Linked DNA regions of Homo sapiens: region 1 is linked to region 2. Evidence: chromatin loops called from intact Hi-C (ENCODE). Cell type or tissue: MCF 10A. All regions are shown on one strand. Each heading gives the region's core, and the rest is flanking DNA. Links, peaks and the distances in the headings are about the cores only.

Region 1 (2,928 bases), core at 263-2,762, 660 kb before region 2:
ACTAATCCCCTTTATTACTATAGGGAATGAAAATAGGGGGTACTACATGGAGAATATATTGCAGTAGAAACAATGCAGAGTTTCTGAGTCCTAATATTCTTCTTCCTGGCCCTAATGCTATGCTATTCTTATGCTCATTGATGATACTTAACCTGAATTTGAAACAAACATGTGGTTCACAGATACTATCATGCAAGGGACTTCACAAAAAAAAAAGGACTCTTCTTTTTCTTTTTTAATCTCTGTGGATTTTCCTATTTGTTTGTGTTTTTTTTTTTTTGAGATGGAGTTTTGCTCTTGTTGCCCAGGCTGGAGTGCGATGGCACCATCTCAGCTCATTGCAACTTCCGCCTCCTGGGTTCAAGCAATTCCCCTGCCTCGGCTTCCTGAGTAGCTGGGGTTACAGGCATGTGCCACCATCCAAGCCCAGCTAATTTTTTTGTATTTTCAGTAGAGACGGGGTTTCACCATTGTCACGCTGGTCTCGAACTTCGAGCCTCAGGTGATCCACCAGCCTCAGCCTCCCAAAGTGCTGGGATTACAGGTGTGAGCCACTGTGCCCTGCCCCATAGTATATATTTATTAAGTTAGTTTAGGGTAGTTTGCAACTACGTTTTAAAGAAGCAACAGTTCAACATTATACCTCTTGCTAAAATACTAATACAAAGTGAAATCTGGGTTTGTAGGAGTTTTTTAAAAAGATCCAAGCAATCCGTAACAAACTTATTTTGCATACCTTGTAGTATCAAGCACCTGAGCCACAAAGTAAGTGCTCCATATATACCTGCCAAACTGTATCTAGAAACGAAGACTCTTCCGGGCTCCGGATATAGCAGCCCAGACAAATAGCTAATGGGTAGCATCCTGTCAAAGGCACAGAACTCTCCCCCGAACATCCTTATGCTTTGCTCGATTTTAAACACGATATATTTATGTGTTTGATAGGCAATTATAACTCATGTAAGTATGTTATATAAGTGATTTTTATACTGTTATAATGAATATAATAATAATGGACATTTAAAAATGAATAGTTGGGAGACATATTCCTGTCATACATTATCAAGTCTGTTGGTATTCAAAGCAGAAACAATTCAGGAATTATATTATTAATGAACTACCTCAAGATTAAGGCCAAGGACTGAGCAAAGACTGTGCTCCCCGTACCTCCCAGGCATGACACACCACCAATCACCTAACTAGGGCCTAAAAAGGCCTAAAGTAACCATACACTCTGCTCTCCAAACAATATAGCTAAGAAAATATATGCCACTAGAGGGCAGTCAAGATCTAACTATACATTAAAATCTTAAGTTACAAGAAGCTATAAGGAAAAGCTAAAATTTTATACATATCTAGAATCTTTTAGGTCTAATGATAATACTTTTTAAAATTATTGGTATTAATCAGCCATCCTTTCAACCTTCTGGTATTATTTTGGATAAAACAATTCAAATCTTGATTAAACCTTGTAGTAAATAAGAATAAATTCCATTTTCAAATGCTTTAAAATATTATTGACAACAGTACTCCAAAGATACTACAACTCAAATACAGAGTTCATGTTTTATCTGGAATATGTAAGCATTCTCCTAAGAGAAAATAAATTATAATTCTGATTAATTACATAAGGCTTGATTCAATTTTATTAAACTTTTTATGCCCTTGACTTTTTTTTAAATGTCAGCAACAGCAGTATAGACTATTATAAATGAATGTTTTGAATCTCCTCTTAGTGATAATCAGACTGATTTTGCTTTATGCTATAAAATCTCTCAACATCTATCTTTTAATTTTTATTCCCACCATCCTTGTTCAAAAAAACAATTTTTCTAAAGCCTCCCAACTGGTCTACCTCCAAGCACTGCCCCCTCCAATCTGTCCCTTCCCACTGTTGCCGTAGTTATATTGCTATTGTAAACTGTGATCACACATCAAGCTCTTGCTTTAAAACTTCCTGGGGCTGGTACTCCTTATACAAATTTATCCACATTTCTTAGCTGAGTTTGCAAGATATTCCATATTTTGCCCTAATCTTTCTACCTTCATCTATGTCTGTTCTCTCTGCCCATCTGTACCCTATATTTTATCCTAAGTGGACCATCTACCCTTCCTCAACTCTTTCTACACTTAATCACATCAGATGTACTTTCTTTCTAGTAGCGATGGCCTTTCTGACACTAATCTCTACTTGTTGAAATTTTGATCCTTTCAACATCTAATTCTGAAGACATTTTCTCCCTTTACTGATTCCTGATCCTTTCAACATCTAACTCTGAAGATATTTCTCCCTTTACTGATTCCTCCCATTGGAAAATTAATCTTTCTTCTTATGTCTTTTCCATACAGATCACTTGCATCCCTACTATGAAGCATGCTGTTATATCCTGGCACATAGTAAACACTAAACATAATCTCAGCTTCTACTGTAGAATATGCCACTCTATTCTCATTGCTCACTGTTCACATAACTTCGGTAAAATCAAACCTTGTCAAACAACTGTCAGTGGCTCTATCTCTAAATTCTTAAAATACAGAGATTGTGTGATCACCATTTTTTCTCCCTGTTTTCTCATTTTCTTATACACTCACTCTTCAAACTCATTAGATTCCTTCATTCTTCCCTTCCCTATATAACTTTCCATACTTTCTTGCCCTTATTAGCTTTTCCCCTACTTGCTCTCTTAACCCCAATTACTGTCCAATTTCACTACCTTCACTCTCAACATCTATACCTGCTCTGCTGAGTTCGCCAGAAAACACATGCACCGAACAGATTGGCACCACTAACTCAGAGTCTCTAACCTCAACGGGACCATCAATGTTTCTCCACAATGTTTTTATCTGTTTGCAGTCTGCTCTCTGTTCCATCCCACAAAACAGCAATTTTTAATCTTTATTGCTGAGTGACATCAGTAGAAATGGTAG
Region 2 (2,928 bases), core at 175-2,674:
AAGTGAAAGAGAGGTCAAAGTTTCCTACCTACTGTTAGCTGCCTTAGAAGCAGCAGTAAAATCTTGGGAAAGAGGCATGAAATATACATGGGAAGTGTAATGTTCCTCCAAATATTACATGAGAGACCCGGAGATGCCACTTTTGCTTTTAAATCCAGAGCAGAGGATGAGTTTAAGACTTGAGAAACACAAGGTACTGGAGGGAGTCTGTTCCCCACAAACTCTGTGAAGAATGTTATTCTCCATGAGGGCGGGGAATTTTACTTTCTTAGCATTGTATGTCCAGCCCTGGCACAGGATCTAGCCCAATACATATTTGATGAATGAACAGATAATATGAATGAATGCACAAATGCCATATTACAGCAAATATTTCACCTCTTGGGGATCTTAGCTAAAGCAAAAGTAGAGGAAATTTGTCCAGCCAGCATTTCCTCTCTCTAATATCATAACCACTATTTGAGCTCATTGGAAGAGAAGCTTAAAAGGCAGACATAAATGTTTATTCCTCTATCGCTGCAAATCTTAGCACAGCCTTGATAACCAAATACCAATCAACTCTACAAAATAACAGACTTTGGCCGGGCACAGTGGCTCACACCTGTAATCCCACAATTTTGGAGGCCGAGGTGGATGGATCACTTGAGGTCAGGAGTTTGAGACCAGCCTGATCAACATGGTGAAACCCTGTCTCTACTAAAAACACAAAAATTAGCCAGCGTGGTGGTGGGTGCCTGTAACCTCAGCTACTCAGGAGGCTGAGGCAGGAGAATTGCTTGAACCCAGGAGGCCAAGGTTGCAGTGAGCCAAGATTGCACCACTGCACCCTAGCCTGGGCGACAGAGCAAGACTCCATCTCAAAAAAAAAAAAAAAAAAAGAAAAAAAGAAAGAAAAAAAAGCACACCCATCCCTCTGGATGGAATGGGACATCCATTTCCCTACAGAAGGCATGTTTTATCCCTTTAATGTTGGTAGGAAAATGGTTGGGTAAAGTCCTTTCCATCTCTCCCCATTTTGGGGGCAGTCATGTCCTCATTACTGTTTCCTCTCTCTCATCTCCAAATATATATCCACAAATGTTTGCTACTTATATTACAAAACCTTTAGAAAATTCTCTCTTCCCACCTTCCAGAGTTCTCAACTTTCCCGTTCTCTTCAACCCTCCTCACTTTTCAAGTAAAATTTCAAAGGTGGCATCCAAAGCCAAACCGCACTTTTCACTTGACAAAACCCAATAATTACTCTGTTTTCTTAAGTCAGATGCTCCTGCTAATCTGATACAAACCATCCAAAATTAGCGCCTTCCTTCCCCTTCAATGCCAATGGTATTAAATGACTCAACTCTGCCTCACACCAGCCCCTTCAGCTTCCAGGGTTTGAGCTGACCTCCTTGTCAGGACACACTCTCTTGTTCTGTAGCATCTTTTCCATTCACCATGATAAACCATCTTCTTCACTTCAGCACCCCTCTCTATAGCTTAAATAAAGTCAGGCTTGGCTCTTTCGACACAGGGTTATAGCAGCAGCAGATGCTCTGCTATCTGGCATAGTTGGGAGAAGGAAAAATGTTGCTTAATCTATATTCCAGTTAAAGGACAGGGGTCACATTTATCAAACTTGGGTGGTCAACCTTCAAATACAGTGATTCACATGGTAAAGTGTACTTAGTACTGAAGTGACACTGAATTTTGATGAGTCTTTGATGATTCAGAAGGTACTGCAGGAATATTGCAACACTTATGAGTCATCATTATGAGTATCAGCGATCACTGGATTGTAGGTTTTGAAAGGCCGCTGATGGATGGACCAGATTTGCTTCTGTGCAGTTGTCTGTTCCCTTGCATTGGACAGTGGCAGCACATCTCTGAACTTGCCTGGAAAATCTCTGGAGGGCACTAGCTGGCATCTTGGCGTCTGTTCAACAAATATTTAAGTTCCTACTATGTGCCTGGCAGAATTGCTAGATTTTTGGTTCTGACATTATCTACTGCATATGATGATCTTTCCTCCTTGAGTGCCTTAGCAAATAGAATGGGTACCATGCCTCCCTGTCTCTTTTAGGAAAAGGTTTGTTTTTTTCTATTTTTCCCAGTTGATGGTTAATTTTAACAAATGGAGAAATTTCACAGGGTCTTTCTCTTGATTTTTATCTGATCTGTTGGGTAATAATGCACAATTGGAGTGTAAAGCATAACTAGGTTTCTGAATTATTTTCAGCTGATTGACAATGTTTCTAACTGCAAAAGAGAACAAACTCATTTCTATGCCAAACAGGACTAAAAAACATTCATGGATGTGTCCACTTCCTTGTAACTCACCAATTTATTTTGGTTGGGGGGGGGGCGGTAATACGTCCACTGATTGATATTTGATCCCTAACTTTATTCAAGACTTATTTATTTATTTATTTGAGACAGAGTTTCGCTCATTGCCCAGGTTCGAGTGCAATGGCACGATTTCGGCTCACCACAACCTCCACCTCCCGGGTTCAAGCGATTCTCCTGCCTCAGCCTGAGTAGCTGGGATTACAGGCATGCACTGCCACGCCCTGCTAATTTTGTATTTTTAGTAGAGACGGGGTTTCTCCATGTTGGTCAGGCTGGTCTCAAACTCCCGACCTCAGGTGATCCGCCCACCTTGGCCTCCCAAAGTGCTGGGATTACAGGCATGAGCCACGGCACCCAGCCTCAAGATTTAATTTGAAGGCCCAGTGGAGAGAAATGGGCTCCTGCAGACCAGGAAGCAGTCCTGGCTCTGCTGGGGACCAAGCTGTCACCTCAATTTGCTGTACTTCAGCATTCCCAATGGTTTTAAACTGGATGTTAGTACTTGCCCATAGCAATGTAAGGAAATATCTGATGGTGACTGGAAGGCTTTATATGAGCCATTGAAATATCTCTTGGAGCTAACTGCTACCTTTTCTGAAA

Evidence for each region. Peaks named below come from ENCODE experiments on the same cell type or tissue, not always from the same donor. Only the 100,000 strongest peaks of a DNase experiment are listed, where the experiment ranks them.
Region 1: it touches region 2 in a loop (2.7-fold over the local background); 1 of 110 quality-filtered maps calls a loop at or near these places.

What each region holds. Positions count from the first base shown.
Region 1 is chr1:237,560,764-237,563,691 of GRCh38, reverse strand. All of the region lies in intron 27 of RYR2 (ryanodine receptor 2), which reads right to left. Among named protein-coding and RNA genes, the nearest start is that of MIR4428, 91 kb to the right of the region's middle. In MCF 10A, for the core only: a CTCF peak has its summit at 1,275 (motif pointing right); a DNase peak (open chromatin) is centred at 1,251.
Region 2 is chr1:236,904,106-236,907,033 of GRCh38, reverse strand. No RefSeq gene overlaps it. Among named protein-coding and RNA genes, the nearest start is that of MT1HL1, 99 kb to the left of the region's middle. In MCF 10A, for the core only: no CTCF peak of the experiment used is centred there; a DNase peak (open chromatin) is centred at 1,733.